Regions from separate parts of the Homo sapiens genome. Here region 1 is linked to region 2. The links are chromatin loops, found by intact Hi-C in ENCODE. Cell type or tissue: Caco-2. All regions are shown on one strand. Links, peaks and the distances in the headings refer to the core of each region. The heading gives the core; the rest is flanking DNA.

What was found. A loop is a pair of places that touch in the nucleus more often than their neighbours do. Peaks named below come from ENCODE experiments on the same cell type or tissue, not always from the same donor. Only the 100,000 strongest peaks of a DNase experiment are listed, where the experiment ranks them.
Region 1: it touches region 2 in a loop (9-fold over the local background); 6 of 110 quality-filtered maps call a loop at or near these places.

The regions. Positions count from the first base shown.
Region 1 is chrX:11,525,563-11,530,948 of GRCh38, reverse strand. The region is part of intron 1 of ARHGAP6 (Rho GTPase activating protein 6); the gene reads left to right. Among named protein-coding and RNA genes, the nearest start is that of ARHGAP6, 140 kb to the left of the region's middle. In Caco-2, for the core only: no CTCF peak of the experiment used is centred there; no DNase peak of the experiment used is centred there.
Region 2 is chrX:11,459,327-11,464,712 of GRCh38, reverse strand. The region is part of intron 1 of ARHGAP6 (Rho GTPase activating protein 6); the gene reads left to right. Among named protein-coding and RNA genes, the nearest start is that of MIR548AX, 140 kb to the right of the region's middle. RefSeq lists a cis regulatory region at 2,425-2,435 and an enhancer at 2,358-2,502. In Caco-2, for the core only: no CTCF peak of the experiment used is centred there; DNase peaks (open chromatin) are centred at 2,352 and 2,882.

The DNA.
Region 1 (5,386 bases), core at 247-5,246, 66 kb before region 2:
AAATAGTATGATTATGCTATAATTGAACTGCAAAGTGACAGTCTAATAAGGCTTGGTAGGAGCACCCTCTACTGACAACCCTGACCTGCTGTCCTTTTCTCCCAGTACTTGGCACTTCACTCATTCCATTCCAGTTACATAGGCCTCCCCCAGCTGTTCCTCAGACTCAACAAGTTCTCTATGTTTTGGGGAATTTGAATTTCGTTTTCTTGCCTGAAGTGTTTTTCCCTTAGTTATCCACATGGCTCATGCTCAAGGATTTTTAAAAAAAGATCTCTGCTCCCTTGTACAATTCTTACAGAGGCCACTCAGAGTACATTATCTAAAATAGCACCTCAGTTACTCTCTATTTCACCCTCTCTCAGTCTGCAAATTAAGATGTCATTCCCTAAGGCATCCATTGTATGCAATGAATTAACTTCTCTCGTATGTATCGAGAATGGTAATAGCTGTGCATCATCCTTGGGAAAATTGAGAATATAGTCTGTCAAAGTACTTTCTGTGTTCTGTGGTTTAGATGAAGATAGCAAGTTGAGTCCGTGTTTTACTTTGCTTTATAACAGTTTTCACTTACCAAACACAATATTATGAATATATTTAATTTGTTTTTCTCTCCTTTCTCACCATTAGAACACAAACTCTAAAAAGGTAGGAACCATGGTTTGTTCAATGTTGTATCTGTAGCACCTACACCACCATGTGCCATCTCCAGCTTGGCATATTGTAGGGTAGGCAATACACTTTTGTTGGATGGATGAGTGTGAATGACGAATGAATGGATGAATGAATGTTGAGAATGCACTCAAGAGGTAACTCTTGATCTGGGTCTTGTAAGATCAGCAGAATTTTCCTTGGTAGATGGGGATGGGAAAGGTATTCAGACACAGTATGGTTTAATGCCACAGTCTTGTAAACTTGAGAGAGCCATATCCAGGTAAGGCAGTGGCTTTCTGAAGTGGCAAATCCATACCTATTGTAGTTTTCCTGATTTTTGTCCTTCTTTGGAGAGTATTATACACTGCATATACATTGTATTATTCACAATATATTTTTGACAGAAATAAGTTGTATTTCCTGAGCAGACACCTCCACTTGTTGATGGCCTGTGTACTAAGGAAAATACAGATTTTAACATTAGCCTAAATACCACATAATTAGAAATTTAATCTACTGGGGAAAATATCATTAAATTTTCATACTGCATATATTACTTTGACTTATCAGAGTTATTCTTCTCTTATTAATAAAAGAACAAGGTGTCAGTTTACTCACTGATTAAAATAATCATATTATTCCATTTCAAGAGCCTATGTTTTCAATAGTGAAATGCATGTTTAATGATCTTTAGATCCATGCTACTCAAAGTATGGTCCCCGGACCAGTGCCAATTCTTAGATAGTCCTTGCAGGTCTGTAAGGATATATGCAAATCAAGCAAGAGTAAACATTTAGAAACTTTTATAGAAATTTGGCACCATAATTTTATATCTATTGAACCTAATTTTTAAAACTGGGCTTGTGTTTCATGTGCTTCCCTCCACCCCTTTTTAGTAATTTATTTTATTTTTATTACATTTTACAAAAGTATGATTCTGCAATGGATTGGAAACAAACAAGCAAACCTTGTCTTTCAATACAGGTCATTTGAGAAACACTGCTCTAGAGCATGATTCGTGCACTGCCTTTAGTCCCACAAAGCCTAAACTATAGGGAACACTGAGAATTTAGCTTGGAGTCGAACTGACCTTAAACCAGGTGACAGTGCCTGTTAATAGTGCTGATAGCTGGCATTTATCAAGCACTTACTATGTTCCAGACATTACACTAAAGACTCGAGAGATTTCCCTTGCAGCAAGGGCCTGAGAAAAGTAAAAGTAGATGGGGGAGAGGGAGATTGTGTGTGTGACATCAGAAGCACACACAGATGTTTCTTGCTCTATCCAACTTCTTTCAGGGATAGAAAGTCTAGAATGACAACCACTCCACTGACAGTTACACTGATTTGACATCCATTTTCTTTTATTTCTGGGTTGGTTTTAGTAATGTTTTGGTAATATAAGCCATTAAGCTTACACATGGGTACAGGAAAGGCTGAGTTTCGGGTTGTTTGTTTATGCATGCATGGATGCCTTGGAGACCTGGTGGAGAACCCAAAAGCTTAATAGCGGCCTTTGCTTAAGGAAACCTGGCCTACTTCACCCAGGGGCAAAGCTATTAGTGTCCAGAATCTGGGCCCTGTTGCATAAAGATCTTGTTGTAACTGGTTCAATTCTAGGAGGGCTGGGGAAATATGTTTTTTAGAAGCCTTGAAATTTACAACCTCATTGTCCATTGTGGTCTTTTCAAAGCATTCAAAGAATCTGCATTGATAACAGTCTGTGGATTAAAAGGACAAGCAACCTTTGCTATAGTTTCCTGCATTTGGAAACCCTGTGGACCCTGCTAGGCAACCCTTTTGGTAAAAGGTAGGCAGCGAAATGCAAGAATCGGTAGAATCTACACAGCATCTGGGCTAAATCAGAAGTATGCCAGAATAAAAGGGGAATATATAACATATGCCCTTGGTAAGCTGGACTTCACTAGCAGGGCTTCATCTCCCTCTGTGCTGAAAGGTTAGCAAATATTTTATCTAAACGTGCCACAGAAAAGCACCATAGGTATTGTCTATTGGTAGAATAAATAGTTCAATCAATAGCTCAGTGTAGTTTAAGTTGAATTTAATAAGACTTTGGAAGCAGATGGACTAAAAGAAACACAGACACACACAGAATTTGGGGCCCTTGTTCTGTAGCGATTGCTCATAAAAGAATGTGAATCTTTAGACTACGTTTCCTAAAAGGAATCCAGCCATACTTATCGAAAATTTTAATGGAATTTATAAAAACTGAACTGAAACTTGTATCCACAAGTCCTTAAGCCTTTTGACCACCTCTGTGATTAGGCATATTCAGCTAATGTAACTAATTGCCAGATTTAGCAAATCACTCAGTTACATTTGAATTTCAGAAAAACAAATATTTTTACAGTATATTCCATGTGGTATTTATAAGTAGATCCCATGCAATGCTTTGAAAAGACCATAATGCAAAATAAGGTTGAAAATTCCAGGGTTTCTAAAATCATGTTTTCCCCAACCCATCTAGAACCATGCAATATTTGGGACATATTTATGCTAAAAATATTCATTTATTATCTGAAAGTCAAATTTAACTGAGTGACCTGTATTCTGTCTGGCAACCCTAATCTAGTGTCATTGATAAAAAGATGTGGGAACAGATAAAAAAGATGCAGCAGACAATTGGTTAATTCTTTTTTCTTTTCTTTTCTTTTTATTTTTTGAGATGGAATCTCGCTCTGTCGCCCAGGCTGGAGTGCAGTGGCACAATCTTGGCTCACTGCAACCTCCACCTCCCGGGTTCAAGCAATTCTCCTGCCTCAGCCTTCCAAGTAGCTGGTACTATAGGCGTGTGCCACCACACCCGGCTAATTTTTGTATTTTTAATAGAGACAAGGTTTCGCCATGTTGCCCAGGCTGGTCTCCAACTCCTGACCTTGTGATCCACCCATCTCAGCCTCCCAAAGTGCTGGGATTACAAGTGTGAGCCACTGTGCCTGGCAACAATTGGTTAATTCGTATTTGAAATCTTTATACATATATCTCACTTGAACTTTACAACACTCATAGAAGAAGGATATATTAAAAAGCTTGTTTTACAGATATGGAAACTCAGGCTTGAAGAAGTTAAGTCATTTGTCTAGGTTCAAACAGCTACTTGAGTCAGAGAGGTAAGATTCAAGATCAAATTTAACTCTGGAGCCTAGACACTTAAACATATCAGTGTAATCTTAAGTGACATTTAATAATACTTTGGAAGCAGATGGACTAAAAGACACACACACACACACACACACACACACACACACACACACACACACACTCCTCATATTAGCAAAGCATCATTAGGACTAATTCTCCTTTAGTGTTTTCCAACCATTATATCAATGGTTTCTAAACTTTTAAATTATGGACACCTCTCCTCCATTTTAACCTCTCATAGTTAGAATTACTAAGCATGGTAATTTTAGTTGTCTGATATAATATAATGACAGAAATTAGCAAATTAATTTGTCAATCAAAATGAATTCATATATAATTTTCACAACACAAGTAGCATCTAACAGCATATGAAAGACAGTAAAACATACCTTCAGATAAATTATTTATTCTAGAAATGATGTTGAGTGTGCAAATAGATTGGAGGATTCCCTTATATAATTTGAGGCTCTCCCACTACCACCTCAAAGCAGTCATGTCCCACAAGTTGGGAATCTATAAATTAGAGAAATTAAATCTTAGAGATAGACCCAAGATGAATGAAATTTCTTTCCCTGAATGTAGAAATGAACCCAAAGGAAAACAACTACTGAAGCTGGGGAGAAATGCAAGGTGAGGGGAGGGGAGGGTCAGTGATTTAATTCTCAGCCACAGCAGGTGCTTCTGGTGTCCTGCCTGCTTCAGCCTGAAGGCTTTATACTACAAACATTGGCAACTTTTGACTTGATGGCTTTCTCTGCCACCTCTCCCTACTCATGTACAGCTGACAGTAGGACAGCAGGGAAGTCTGGAAGTGGTTACACCTAGAAAGCAACACTTAACACAACCAGCTTCCTTGCCCTTTGAGTGGGATGACTCAGAGTGAAGCTTTACCCAATCTCCCAGAGGCCCCCAGAAGGACTAAGTCCCAGGTGCCCACAGTAGTCACCAGCTCATTAATGCATTTGAATTGGTCACCTTCCCTTCCTCGTCTCACTTTCATCCTTTCCCAGTGCTTCCTGGGATCTTCTCCCAATTAAACTGCTTGCATGCAAATTCTTATCTCACTCTCTGCTTCTGGGAGAACTCAATGTTAAGAAATGGACTAAGGAATTTTATATTTTTGAACCCTGCCATAGGTATCAATACCAGAAAAGATTAGCTCTCTGTTACTTTTCTGATCCTCAGTGCCTTGAGAATTAGTCCAGCCTTTTGAGGATAAGCAGGTTGGTGAGCCTGGTTAATATCAGTTCTTCATGGAGGGGCCCATGTGGTTACTAACAACATGGGTAAATAGAGCCTGACGTAAATTAATTATGCTTACGTAGATTTTTTCCTCTGTAAATTTTGGTCATTATAAATAAAGAATTGATAGGTTTTTGTACACAGTACATGGTGAATAACTGCTGTCCTTCAGTGCTCCACTCCTAGCATCTTTATTTGGGCATTTTCTTTGGACTGAACTATAAAATATAAATTAGATTAATTTATTGGATGAGAAAGTTGTGCAATGATAAAGCAGAACAATGTATTCACTCAGTCTTATGCCAGGCAGTATGGGGTAGTAAAAGCA
Region 2 (5,386 bases), core at 106-5,105:
TTTTATCTAAAGGTAGGTCTAAGGAACTTGTGATGACGTATTGAAGAAAATGAGCAGTGAAAACAAAGAGGAATAAAGTCTTGAAAGAAGAGATTGGCACATTCTTTAGCTTTGCAGTTGAACTTGCTTGGCAATTACTGGAGATAAGGAAAAGAAGAAGGGTTTGGCCAAGGTTTGTTAATCTTTATAAACAGGCAGGAACATCCTGTGCCTTTTCCCCTGTAATTACAGTTTATGAATATTTGTTTGAGTGTTAGGATACTTTTTTCTTTGCCTTTTGATACATCCTTGTGTGTACTCCTTGTTTATCTGTGACTTAGTTTCAGTTTTCATGTCTATGTGCTTCAGAAAGTCAGAAAAATTAATCATATGAGCTTAAAATGCCGATCAAGAAAAGCTCAGCAAGATACATTGTATTGAATGCAGTGATTTCTTTTAAAATAAAATATTAAATAATTTCTGCTTACCTGGAGGTAAGGGAATAGCTTTGTAAATATTCCTTTTTTGGAGAAAGTTCCACTGTGGTTTATATTCAGCCACAAAGAGGGCATGCTTCTTATATTATATCTCAAGGTGGAATTCATTTTGCATGTAAACAATGTGTAGATGAGGATGAGGTTTAGCCGCATCTATCCAAAAACTCAAAGTAACCATAGCTGAAAAAGATAGGAAGTTATTATTTTCTGATTTAGATGAGACTGGAATAGTGACTTCACATTTACCTGGGACCCAGGTTTCTTCAAGCTCCCTCCTCCATCTTCCTAGCACATGTCTTTCTTCTGAAGGGCATTTCATGGTTTAAGATGGCTGTTGCTTTGGCAGCCAACTACGAAGCAGTTGACTTATAATTGAAGGCCATGTTGTATTTAAAGAATGTATGACTTCGAACACTAAATGCGGTTCATAGTTTAGCTTAGTGAGGTGCTGTCTGTGGGAAGCACGCAAAGACAGACACCGACTGAACAGGCAGTTGTGATGACTTTAATGGAATCACATTTTCAAAGTTATGTGCACTCCCAGGGGGACACACTCATGAGTGCAATGTAGCATGTAATCAAATGTTTGAATTACAGGCTGGGTTCAGTGGCTCACACCTGTAATCCCAGCACTTTGAGAGGCCAAGGCAAAGGGATTTCTTGAGTCCAGGAGTTCATGACACCAGCCTGGGTAAGATAATGAGACCCCATCTCTACAAAAAATCAAAAAGTTAGCCAGGTATGGTGGTTAGTGCCTGTAGTCCCAGCTACTTGGAAGGCTGAGGCAGGAGGATCACTTGAGCCCAGAAGTTTGAGGCTACAGTGAGCCATGATCGTGCCACTGCACTCCAGCCTGGGTGACAGAGTGAGACCCTGTATCAACAAACAAACAAATGAAAGAACAACAACAACAACAGAAAACCACAATAGTTGAATTATGTTTTTTCATAGGCATTCTCCCATTTTTCCCTCCATCCTCCCTCTCCACACGCCCCACCCACACCTTTTCCAGAACACCCATAGTTGAATTCAAGGTAGATATATTTGCACGTTACGTAACTTCACTGTATAGTGAGGTCTCCCTACTCCTCCAACACCACCTTCCACTCTGCTCAGGTGATCTTTGGATCCTGCAGTTCTGTACTGGATGCAGAAAGAGAGAAATCCACCAATGCTAATGGGAGACACCTAAAAGGAATCATAAAGTAAAAAGATGGATACCCAGATTTCTGGCTGGGACAGACTGCATTTCTCAGCCATGGGGCAGACTGCAAGAGGAGAGATACAAGAATACACTCAAGTACTTTCAAGGGTCTCGCCACTACCTTTTAAAAGCCATTTCAGTCAGCCATGCAGTTAGTGGAAACGCCTGTGACAGTCTAGCAAAGTGCTGGCAGAGGTCCAGTTTTTGCTCACACTTTTTAGCTTTGATGGTGTCACCATAGGTATTTGAGTTTAAAAGTTGGAAGCAAATGCATCATAGAATCCTTACCACACAACATTATAAATTTGAATCCCATGCAGGTAAAGCCTTTATATTGGATTTGAGGGATGAAATGGCTGCTTTCTAAGATTTGGAGAATCAGAATGTTATCCCAAATCTCATTATAAAAATCAAATTAATCGATTTGGAGTGAATTGTCAAACACAGCACGATGGTAATGTTTTCTTTCTTGATTGAGTCATTAAACTACAAAATCGCTGCTATGTTTCTATTCTGTTATTCCTTAACCACAGCTGAAATAAATTTGGAAAGTGTTTTCAGACAGTTGGGATGGAGGAAACACAAGGACGCCATTACTACACTGTACAAACAATGCAAAGGTCGCTTTCCCACATCATCCCAAGGCTTGCTGTTAATCTGGGACAAACACAGTTAGATATTTTTTGATGGAGAGGGCATTGTCGTGGGTGGAGAAGAGATGAGGCAGTTCCCTTCGACCCAGCTGTGACTCAGCTCAGGTCACAACTTGTGGCCTTAAATCTCAAAGAGAATTAGATGTGTGTGATTTCACAAGTTGGACTTTCTTTTATTGAACCTATTTCTAAAGCACAAGAAGGAAATGTGCAGCCTACCGTGCATTAAAAGGCCAGTAGACACTCTTACTATCTGTATCCCCTGGTTCCTTTTGTGTCTCATAAATAAAATATCTCTACAAAAATATGGAAAATATCCTCGCTCTAAATTAGGAAAGCAGCCTTGCTTTAATTTCCTTCTCTGCAAGTTGGCAGCTGGGTAAAAGAAAATATTTTGACTTCCAGAGATGCTATTGTCCCTCCTTCAGCCTCCCTCCTAGCCCTGGGCTTCAGGCAGTCTGCAGGGTGTTCTTTCTGGCCAGTCTCTGGTCAGATCTGATATGCTTCTTCTTGAGAGAGGCCCCTGTTTCTCAGCCAGCAGAGGCTGCAGTGGGGAAGAGTTGCTGCCTGCAGGAAGTCTAAAGTCCAGTCACATCTTTCAGCTCCATCCTTAGCCTACAAGATAGGAATGTGGTTTCCTTGATAATGTTCTGCTGAACTGTCTTGTACACAAGATAATGTTTGCTTCATCATCCCTGAAATATGTTTCCAAAGCTTCGTTGTGATGGTCAAGAAGCAGTCCGTACCTTGGAGAGAGGCCCGGGGAATGAAATTCAGAGAGACAAGTATGTCAACCCCACCACCTCATTCATGTATTCATTCAGTAAACAAAGTGTCTGAGGTTCTACTGAGTGTCCAGCAAGTGTGTTAGGCACTTGGGGGATAGAAGTGACAAACACAGATAGCTCCCCCCTTTGTGTGGCTACGAGTCTAAGAGGTGACCCAGACAGCACTTTCTGTCTCTCTCACTCTCTTGCTTTTGCTCACTCTGTGTGATCTTGCCCCTCCCTATCTCTCCAATGATTTCTTCTATAACTCTTGTCCTTAGTCACCACACAACTGTCACACTGAGCTTCTTACTCTTTCGTGAACATGTCAGTAATTCCTTCCCCACAGCCTGTATACTGGCTCTTCTCTGTATATGAAAAGATTTCCACAGGGTGGGCTCCTTCTTTGTTTGTCTCTTCCCAACCAGCTTGAGTTACGTGAGATCACTTGACTGGTTTTGCAGCATGGACTGTGAATGGAAGTAGCATGTATTACTTTCTGGCCAAGAAAGTAAATGACCCTCCAGCTCTGTCTAAGCAATCTGTTAAGATGGTGGCATCTCAGTTTGGAGGACCCTCGCTCAGCTGGAGTCCATTAGTAACTACAAGAAGTAGAGCCCCCGAAAACCCACAGCATCACTGAAAAATATGTTTCCATTGCATTAAGCCAGTGAGGCTCCATGGTTAATTTGTTACCCCAGCATAACCTTACCTGACTAATAAATAAGCTCATTTGAGTGGAGTAGACACCATTATTATTCTCACTTTACAAATGAGGAAACAGGCACACAGAAGTAATAATCTACCTGTAGTCACACAGCTAGTAAACAGTAGAACTGGGATTTGAACCCAGGTAGTCTAGCTCCTAGGACTGTGGTAAACTGCACAAACAATGCAGGAGGAGGCACTTAAATATAATTAGGTCCAACCAAGGGAAGTACGGTGGAAAATTCCAGCCTGAGGAAGCTATTCTGGAGTGGTACACACAGCAGGATCTCAATAAATGTTAAATGAATGACTGGATCTTTTTAAGGAGCAGTATATTCAATTGTTTTGGCTGCATAAGAGAGTACCACCTAGTGGCTTAAAATAGCACACATACATTATCCCACAGTTTCTGTGGGTCAGGAGGCCAGGAACACCTAACTGGATCCTGCACTCAGGATCATACAGGGTCATACAAGGGTCCTATGACCCTAAGTGAACGTATCAGCCAGGGCTGCTGTCTCATCTTCAGCTCAGGATCCTCTTCCAAGCTCATGTTGATGGCAAAATCTAGCTTCTTACCATTGCAGAAATAAGATACCCTTTTCTTGCCAGCTGTCAGCCAGGGGTTGCACTGTGCTCCTAGAGTCCCCTTGAAGTTCCTTGCCATGTGACCATCTCACAGGCCCTCTCACAATCTGGCAACTTACTTCTCAAAGGCCAGCAGGAGCATCTCTCTCCTGTAGGCTACTATGGAGTCTTACACACTGTAATATAATCATAGGAGCAACATCCCATCACCTTTGCCACAGAAGGTAACCTAATCAAGGGGCAGACTGTTCCATCATATTCCCAGGTCCTGCCTACACTCACATGGGAAGGGGTTATACCAGGTGTATATACCAGGGGATGGGAATCTTGCAGGCCATCTTTTAATTCTGCCTATCAAAAGCAGTGAACAAGGATCAACTATAACACTTTTTTTTTAACACTAATTCATTGGCTACTCACTATTAAATGCACAACCTAGGGCTGAAGTCTGTGAATGGTCACATATTAAATAGACCATGTAAGTCACACCTCAAGGAAAAGTAAGGGAGTTAAGACAAAATACAGAACTCACACTTGGCCCATGAATTAGAAACTTGAGTAATTAAAGACAGATGTTCTGTAGGGTAATTGGGGTGAATGAAACTGGTGATTTCAGTATATGCAAGCTAATCTTTCCAGAACCCCTTTTCAAAGTTCATTTTATTGAGCAATAGTTTAATAAACTGCATCCATTTCAAGTGTACAAATGGATGAATTTTGATAATTGTTGTGAAACGACCACCACAAAACAATAGCTAAACATTTCCATCACCCCAAAAATATATCTGATGCCCCTTGATAGTCCAGATATTTCTCTACAACCCCAACTCCCACCAGGTAGCCTTTCCAGCCCCCTTTAACTGTCCTTTTAATTAAATAAAGGCAGTATGGTACAGTGGTTTGGCACTCAATACTTGAGTCAGAATGTGTTGTTTGGATCTTCCTTTCCCTACTTTCTTGCTGTGTGACCTTAAGCAATTTACTAATTTC